Linked DNA regions of Homo sapiens: regions 1 and 2 are each linked to region 3. A link is a contact called in ENCODE Hi-C or POLR2A ChIA-PET data. All regions are on one chromosome and are shown on one strand. Each heading gives the region's core, a stretch centred on a gene start or an enhancer-like site at or near the end of the contact. The rest is flanking DNA. Distances are from core to core; before and after follow the strand shown.

Region 1 (2,700 bases), core at 86-2,585, 170 kb after region 3:
GGCTCCAGGACAAGCCTGCTTCTGCCCAGGGCAGGGGCCAGAGGCCAGATGCAGGTCTTACAGGGGCTTACCCACAGCTGTATGGTCAGCCCTGGAGGAGCTGAGCTCAGCTGGGAAGCCTCCCACTCCCACCCTGCACATCAAGGAGGGCCATCATTCAGGATACCACAGCAGCCTCTGAAGCTCAGACAGGGACTTGCTTTGAAGAAATCAGGGGGCCTGGTTTGGGGAAGGCTGAATCACCCCAGAAACTTCTTGCTGCAGAGGCCTCCCTGTCACCCTCACCGAAGAGCTAAGGGTGCCAGGGGCACAGACAGTCAGGCCTGGGACCCTCAGAGAAGAAAGGTCATCGGCTGGGGGTGGGGAGAAGAGTGGAAGATACTGGCAGCCTGGGAGGAAGGGTGAAGAGGCACACCTAGGCAGCAGGGCACTAAGTAGTCATAGGAGTAATGATGATGGTGATGGTGCACCCGTGCCAGGCAGATCCTACGTGCTTTATATCCTTTAAATTCCCACCATGGCCTTATAAGGCAGGAGTTGCGATTTTAACCTCTATTTACAGGTTAGCTAGATGAGGCTCAGAGGAGCTAAGTAAGTTGCCTACGGTCACACAGTCATTATGTTGCAGAGCCAAGACTGGAACCCAGATCTGTCTGACTCTAAGATCAAGCTCTTCTTCCTTATCCCCAAGATATGCCACTAAGACCCCAGACCCCTCTTCATACACCTCCCTTCCACAGCACACTCTACACCACCTCCAAGCAAGGATTTTCTAGACACAGATATCAGATATCCCTTCTCATTGGCACTGGGAAGCCCCTTACCCCTGCCTGAACCTTTGGCAGGTACTCTCTCCCATTCTCCCCAAATACAGCTGAGACCCTTGGCCTTCCAGGAAGGGAGAGCAGGAAAAGGTCTCACCACAGAGGGGTCAGCAGATGTGTGAGGTCTACCTGCAGGGAGGCCTGAAACACTTCCTCCTGCACTGGCCACTCTAGCCCCCGATCTAGGCCTGGACTCTCCAGCTCCTGCAACCCCACCCCGGGCTCAGTTGCTGCTGGTGGTGCCTCCAGCTCTCAGACCCCATGGGCTTCTCCCAGCCTGCAACTCGGGGTCAGGACTGCGCCACTTCCTCTCATTTCTTCTACCCCACCCCCGCTGCCCTGTCCCTCAGATGGAAATCAAACTGCCCTTCCTCACAGTGAGGAAGAGGAAGGACGACACCTCCAAAGGCTGCTGACCTGTGGGCCTAGTCCCTGAGATTGCAGGGAAGAGGATGTCATGAGGAACTCCTGCCAGCAGCTCAGCCCTGGGACCAGCTGCAGGGCCTCTGACAACGGATGCAGGAACACTGCAAAAGGAAACCCACAGTCACCACGGGGCCCCAGACACGGCAACCCGCCCTGTCAGTCTGTTTGACTGTCACGCTCTATTCACTTTTCCCTTCCTCCAGGCTCCTCTCTGCAGCAACCAATCCTTGACCAGACCCACAGGTACCCCTGGGCCAAAGACAAGGCAACAATCAAGACCAAGGCCTGGGACCTAGCAGGCTTTCAGGAAGTTCTATGGTGAGTAGCACTTACTCTCTATAGAAGAAAGCAGTGTGCACCAGGAAAAAAAAATAAAAAACAGTGCTGACCCCACATATATGTTTTGCAGACACATGAGGGGAAGGTGCTGGAAAGGCCTTTGGGTGTTCAATGCTGATGGTGACACCAGCTCTCCTGGGATGTCAGCTCAAACACACACTGCTCCCCAAATGCCATCGGCAGCCCAGCTGCACACCCAACACTGGCTGGCTGACCCCAGGAGAAGCCAGAGAGCCATCACCACAGGGCAAGGGGCCAGACTGTGGCCACTGTGGGACCAGGGCCACTCACCAGTCTGCTTGGGGCAATCAGTGTGTCCATTTGAGAAAAAAGACTATTGTGAGTCAAGGCCACACAGACCAGGGAGGAGATGCCAAGTTGATCTCAGCAGCTGCGGGGGCTCAGCTCTGACCTGGGGATAACAGCTGACCCGAGGGCCCCCTGCCCTTGGAGGCTAATGCTCCAAGCTCCCACTCTTATAGCCTGGGCAGGCCCCACAAGCTCAGCACTAGGAAGAGGGGAGTCAAAGATCATGGGTCTGTCACCCAAGGGCAAGACAGGCCCAAACTGAGTCTCCAGGCGAGTCAGTTCTCTGAGCTGTCTTAGGACAAAGTCTAAACTCCCTGCCCTGTCCACAAGTCCCTGCAGACCTTGGCTCCTGCCACCTCTCTCGACAGTCTGTGCTTGAGCCAGGGCCTCCAACGTGTTCTTCTCGCTTTGCTTCCAGGTCTTTGGCCAGGCTGTACCCCTTCCTAGGACACCTTCTCACTCTTTTCATCAGGCCAGGTCCTATTAATCCTTCAGGTTGCAGACACTGCTTCCACTGGGAAACCTGACCCCAGAGCTGAGACAGGAGCTGAACTACAAGCCCCTATAACACACTGTATATGGCACACTAAATCCCAGGTGCCTGCTTTGTCATCCCCAGCAGACAGCAGGCTCCACGGGGCAGGGTTGGCAGACCGTTGTACCTTGGCACTTGGTTTGTATCTGCCTGTCAGGATGCTCATTCAAGACTGCGCCCAAGGTGAGTCAGAGCCACACCTGGGCAGAGGCGACACAGCCCGCATTCCTGCCCTGGGCTCCTGCCTGCTCCTGACTTCTGGGCTCT
Region 2 (2,938 bases), core at 58-2,557, 170 kb before region 3:
ATATGATTCCAACTATATGACATTCTGGAAAAGGCACAACTATGGAGACAGGAAAAGGATCAGTGGTTACCAAAGGTTAGGTGAGAGGAAGGGATGGACAGCCAGAGCACAGAGAATCTTTGGGGTAGTAAACCTATTTTGCATGATACTACAGTGGTGGATGCATGTCATTACATTTGCCAAAATCCTTGAAAGTACAACACCAAGAATAAACTCTAATGTAACCTAAGGACTTAGGGTGAAAATAATGTGTCAATGTGGGTTTATCGATTATAACAAATTATGAAACATATAATTGGTCTTCTTGCCCTTTCCTGACATATACCTCATAAAACCATTGGCACCTCTGGAGTGATGAGTATCTTTTACATGCTAATGAGATGACAGTGGCTGGACATCTCTAGATAGCTTCAAGGATAAGGGCTGGTCACCTGAAAGACCAAGGCATGATAAGAGGGTTGCCCCCAACCTCCAGAGAGGGAAGAGGAGCTGAAGGGTAAGCTGATTACAAATGGCCAATGACTTAATCAATCATGCCTATGTAATGAGGCTTCCATAAAAACCCGAAAGGACAGGGTTTGGAGAGCTTCCGGATAGATGAACACTTGGAGGTTCCAGGAGGGTGGCACACCTGAAGAAGGCATGGCATGCCCCTTTCCACATACCTTGCCCTATGCATCTCTTCCATCTGTCTCCTTTGTAATACCCTTTATGATAACCCAATAAATGTAAATGAAGTGTTTCCCTGAGTTCTGTGAGCCACTCTAGCAAATTAATTGAACCAAAAGAGGGAGCTGTGGTAACCCCAATTTATGGCTAATCAGCCAGAAGCACAGGACACAACGTGGGGCTTGCAATTTAAGTAGGGGATTGAGCCCTCAACCTGTGGGATCTGATTCTATCTCCAAGTAAATAATGTCAGAATTGAGTTAAAATGTAGGATACCCAGCTGGTGTCTGCCAAAGAATTGACTGGGTTGCTGGTAGATAGAAATCCCCACGCATTTTGGTGACCAGAGGTGCTGTGTTATACTGAGTTTGTATTGGTTTGATTTTTCTTATATCTCCTGTGTACTATTCTGGTAAGGAATGTTGACAGTAAGAAAGGCTGTGGGTTTGTGGGGGCAACAGGTATATGGAAACTCTCTGTATTTTTTTTGCTCAATTTTGCTATAAACCTGAAACTGTTCTAAAAAAATTAAGTCTTCCAAAACTAACAAAAAAAAAAACAGGGGATGGTACTCATGAACCAATAATGACTAACTGGCTATAAACAAACAAAACAAAGAAGTACAGATCTGGAAGGTTCATGTCAAAGGCACCAGAGCACATCCATGTGTACAACGGAAACCACTAACAAAATATGTAAGACTAAATTTTTTTTTTTTTTTTTTTTTTTTGAGACGGAGTCTCGCTCTGTCGCCCAGGCTGGAGTGCAGTGGCATGACCTTGGCTCACTGCAAGCTCCACCTCCCAGGTTCAAGTCATTCTCCTGCCTCAGCCTCCCAGGCAGCTGGGACCACAGGTGCCTGCCACCACGCCCAGCTAATTTTCTGTATTTTTAGTAGAGATGGGGTTTCACTGTGCTAGCCAGGATGGTCTCGATCTCCTGACCTTGTGATCCGCCCACCTCGGCCTCCCAGAGTGCTGGGATTACAGGCGTGAGCCACCACATCCGGCCTAAATTTGTTTTTGAGACAGGGTCTCTGTCACCCAGGCTGGAGAGCAGTGGGGTACAATCAGAGCTCACTGCAGCCTCAAACTGCTGGGCTCAAGCAATCTTCCTGCCTCAGCCTTCGTGAGTAGCTAGGACCACGTGCACGCACCACCATGTCCAGCTAATTTTTTAGAATTATTTGTAATGACAAGGTCTCACTATGTTTGCCCAGGCTGCAATCAAACTCCTGAGCTCAAGTGATTCCTCTGCCTCAGCCTCCCAAAGTGCTAGGATTACAGGAGTGAGCCACTGCACCTGGCTAAAAACTTTTTATCATGGTGGGAAAAGACCTCATAATTCAAATCCAGTTTCTGCAGCTATTTTTCTTCAACAGATGGAGAAAAATACTACTAATCAACAGTATCTCCTTGATCACAAATACATTTCTAGAGTAAATTAAATGACTGATTCCCTATCTGTTATATGGATCCTAAAACATAAAAATAATAACTAAAAATAGCAGGAGCAGATGCCTTTTACTGAGAGCCCATAAAGTATTGCACTGTAGATATATCTAATCTAACAATCCTCAGAGATTACACACTATATTACTATCTCAGAGAGATTAATTGATTTGCCTAAGAACACACAACTATGTAGTGTAACTAGGAATCAAATATAATCTTCTACTATAAAGTCTGTGCTCTCTCACTCTACCCCAATGTCCACATACCAAACAATTATAATAATAATATCTTCCATTGTAGCACCTCCAATGTATTAGGCACTGTATTAGGTACTTTACATAAATTATCTCCTTCACACTTCACGACTGCCTTGAAAGTCAGATATTATTAATTCCATTTTACAGATGAGGAAACAGAAGCTTATAAACTCAGTAACTTGCCCAAGGTCTCAAGATTCAAGCCAAGTTTCACTTTGCGTTATCAAAAGCTCACTTTCACAACTAAATTTAAAATTATCTTTACTATTTTTAGTCCTTTGGTTCTCCACACTACCCAGTTAAATGTGTATTATGTAATAATAAAGCACCTATGTGCTGAACATCACATTGAAGTCAAACAAACACAATTTTGATATAAAATAAATGTAATCATATAACTGTGACAGATGTTAACTGGTTACTCAAAAGGCCATTCCCAAATCCCTACTCCCTCCTTGCCTCTCATTACAGAGGCCAAAAGACGAAAACAGCTGGAGGTGACCATATGACCCAATTTTGGCCCTTGGAACATCAGAAGTGACTTGCTGGAATCACTAA
Region 3 (2,700 bases), core at 191-2,690:
AACCCACTGAGAGGAACAAGAAAAACAACTCTGGACCTGCTGCCTTTATGAGCTGTAACACTCACCTTGAAGGTCTGTGGCTTTACTCTTGAAGTCGGTGAGAAGCGAGACCATGAACCCACCAGAAGGAACACATTCCGGACGCATCTGAACATCAGAGGAAACAAACTCCAGACACACTACTTTTCAGAACTGTATTAAGAACTGTAACAGTCACTGCGAGGGTCTGCGGCTTCATTCTTGATGTCAGCGAGACCAAGAATCCACCAGAAGGAACCAATTCCAGACACAGAATTATTTGCCTTCTTACTTCCTGAGAGTTCTAGGCACAGAACATACTTGAGGTGTTATACAAAGGTAATTAGAACTGACAGGGAATTGTATGATTAATGACGTGGGACATGAGAGATTTGGAACGAGATAAAAAGGCTTACCTTGAGGACAGCCTTATTAGGAGCAGAGGCAAACACAGGTTTTGTGGGTTTGAAGCCTACACATTTATAGCTTTCTCTAATTACACAGGTAGGAAATTATAAAATCAGGTACAAGGGCTTGGCAGGGGCCTAAAGCTTAAGTGATGAAAAAAAAAAACACCACACCTCTGGTGAAACCAATAGCTTACGAAAAAGTAGAAAAAAGCGCGATGCATGGGGAGCTCCGGTAGTCCTTTGAGGTATTTGAGAGGCTGAGTCAGGAAGATGGCTTGAGCACCAGGAGTTGGAGGTTTGTAAGTGCAGTGATGGTAAACTGCCGCTGTACTCCAGTCTGGCAATGTAGTGAGACCCTGTCTCTCAAAAAAAAAAAGTAACCCTTGCCTGACTGGGACAATAATTGAGAAACCAGTAAAACAAAATAATAACTATTAGCCGGGCGCGGTGGCTCATGCCTGTAAATCCTAGCATTTTGGGAGGCTGAGGCGGGCGGATTACAAAGTCAGGAGTTTGAGAAATTACTACCTATTACCCCATTTGGCTATTTTTACACTTGTAAGGAATGAAGCTCAGAGGTCACACAGCTAGTAAGAAGCCAGCACCCTTCGATGTGGGATTGATGTGGAGGATAGGCATATACAGAGAACACAAAAGCAAAACACCATGGTGCAGATTTTGAAAGAAAAGCCCTAAGATTAGTAATGAGTGTGAATTATTCAACAAAGTGATCAAAACTAACTCCAGCTCTGCATTCCTCTTCGCCATCAGGAGTTTGGAGCCTGGAGACTGCTAGCTGCCTGGTTCTTTAAGAACCAGCCCTGGTCCAGCCCATTCCGCAGGCCAGCAAGCTTCTGAAAAGCAAACCTAGGAAGTAGCTTTCCAACATAAAGTGGAGGTTTCAACACAGGAGACTTTAAGCAAGTTCCAGTGTGTCTATATTTGGTCTGGCTGATCGGCTGGACTCTGGCCTTCCCCGCTCACGTTAGCAGACAGCTCTGCCCTAGTGGGCGCTTAGCCTGCGACGGCAGCCCGAGAGGATGTCTAACAAGCTTCTTTCTCCCCACCCCCATTCAGTTGTTCTCAGGTCTGAATTCAAAATGGCCTCATCTCCTGCTGTCCTTCGAGCGTCCCGGCTGTACCAATGGAGCCTGAAGAGTTCGGCGCAGTTCCTGGGGTCTCCACAGCTGAGGCAGGTTGGTCAGATCATTAGGGTTCCTGCTCGGATGGCGGCGACGCTGATCCTGGAGCCTGCGGGCCGCTGCTGCTGGGACGAACCGGTGCGAATCGCCGTGCGCGGCCTAGCCCCGGAGCAGCCGGTCACGCTGCGCGCGTCCCTGCGCGACGAGAAGGGCGCGCTTTTCCAGGCCCACGCGCGCTACCGCGCCGACACTCTTGGCGAGCTGGACCTGGAGCGCGCGCCCGCGCTGGGCGGCAGCTTCGCGGGGCTTGAGCCCATGGGGCTGCTCTGGGCCTTGGAGCCCGAGAAACCTTTGGTGCGGCTGGTGAAGCGCGACGTGCGAACGCCCTTGGCCGTGGAGCTGGAGGTGCTGGATGGCCACGACCCCGACCCCGGGCGGCTGCTGTGCCAGACGCGGCACGAGCGCTACTTCCTCCCGCCCGGGGTGCGGCGCGAGCCGGTGCGCGTGGGCCGGGTGCGAGGCACGCTCTTCCTGCCGCCAGGTGACTCACCTCCGCTAATTGTTCCGTGTTCGTTCGCCTTTCACTTTGTGTGTCTCCCCCGCCCCACGCTTTTCGCTTATGTGTATGCCCCCCCGCCGCGCCCCCGGGCTATATTGCCCAGGCAGGTTTCGAATTCCTGGTCTCCAGCTATCTTCCCGCCTCTGCCTCCCTAAGAGCTGGGATTACAGGGTGAGCCACCGCGCCCGGCACTTTGAGGGGAGTTACACTTTTTTTTTTTTTCCGTCCCTGCCCTTTTCACACGAAGAAGGGATGTAGCTTCCAACCTTCCGGAGGTTAGTGTAAAGAAACAGGAATGGAATGGAAAGCTGATTGGGGAAGTGTCCCTGCCGCTCCAAAACTGAGAGGTCCCTCAAACCTAGTGCTCAGTTAAAAGACATTGTAAGGGCCAGGCGCAGTGGCTCACGCTTGTAATCCCAGCACTTTGGGAAGTCTCGGCGGGCAGATCACGAGATCAAAAGATTGAGGCCATCCTGACTAACACGGTGAAACCCCGTCTCTACTAAAAATACAAAACAGTAGCTGGGCGTAGTAGCGGGCGCCTGTAGTCCCAGCTACTCGGGAGGCTGAG

What was found. Hi-C counts contacts between places; a loop is a spot of excess contacts on that map. ChIA-PET counts read pairs that join two places held with the same protein, here RNA polymerase II (POLR2A). Pooled maps may share reads with other maps.
Region 1: a pooled map shows a loop between it and region 3 (2.8-fold over the local background). The contact joins the enhancer-like site here to the promoter of ACOT2 in region 3. A Hi-C loop is called at or near these places in 3 of 50 pooled maps. POLR2A ChIA-PET finds 5 or more read pairs at or near these places in 11 of 52 experiments (CD4-positive, alpha-beta T cell, H1, HEK293T and 7 more).
Region 2: a loop to region 3 is called in a pooled map, with 4 times the contacts of the local background. The contact joins the enhancer-like site here to the promoter of ACOT2 in region 3. A Hi-C loop is called at or near these places in 4 of 50 pooled maps. POLR2A ChIA-PET finds 5 or more read pairs at or near these places in 2 of 52 experiments (GM12878 and activated B cell).

Annotation. Positions count from the first base shown.
Region 1 is chr14:73,742,441-73,745,140 of GRCh38, forward strand. The region is part of intron 1 of MIDEAS (mitotic deacetylase associated SANT domain protein); the gene reads right to left. It overlaps LOC124903345 (a long non-coding RNA gene), which reads left to right. Exons shown (of 3, transcript XR_007064264.1): 2 at 1,454-1,568. Among named protein-coding and RNA genes, the nearest start is that of MIR4505, 15 kb to the right of the region's middle. RefSeq lists an enhancer at 1-38 and a silencer at 1,166-1,460. Within about 2 kb of position 1,336, at least 29 of the 41 ENCODE cell types and tissues checked have a DNase peak (open chromatin) inside an H3K27ac peak, as active enhancers do; they include CD4-positive, alpha-beta T cell, where a contact is called at or near this core.
Region 2 is chr14:73,400,189-73,403,126 of GRCh38, forward strand. The region is part of intron 2 of NUMB (NUMB endocytic adaptor protein); the gene reads right to left. Among named protein-coding and RNA genes, the nearest start is that of NUMB, 57 kb to the right of the region's middle. Within about 2 kb of position 1,308, at least 2 of the 41 ENCODE cell types and tissues checked have a DNase peak (open chromatin) inside an H3K27ac peak, as active enhancers do; they include GM12878, where a contact is called at or near this core.
Region 3 is chr14:73,567,773-73,570,472 of GRCh38, forward strand. It overlaps ACOT2 (acyl-CoA thioesterase 2), which reads left to right and starts at 1,441. Exons shown (of 3, transcript NM_006821.6): 1 at 1,441-2,111. The coding sequence starts at 1,469. It also overlaps a transcript of HEATR4 not described here. RefSeq lists enhancers at 1-857, 2,052-2,221.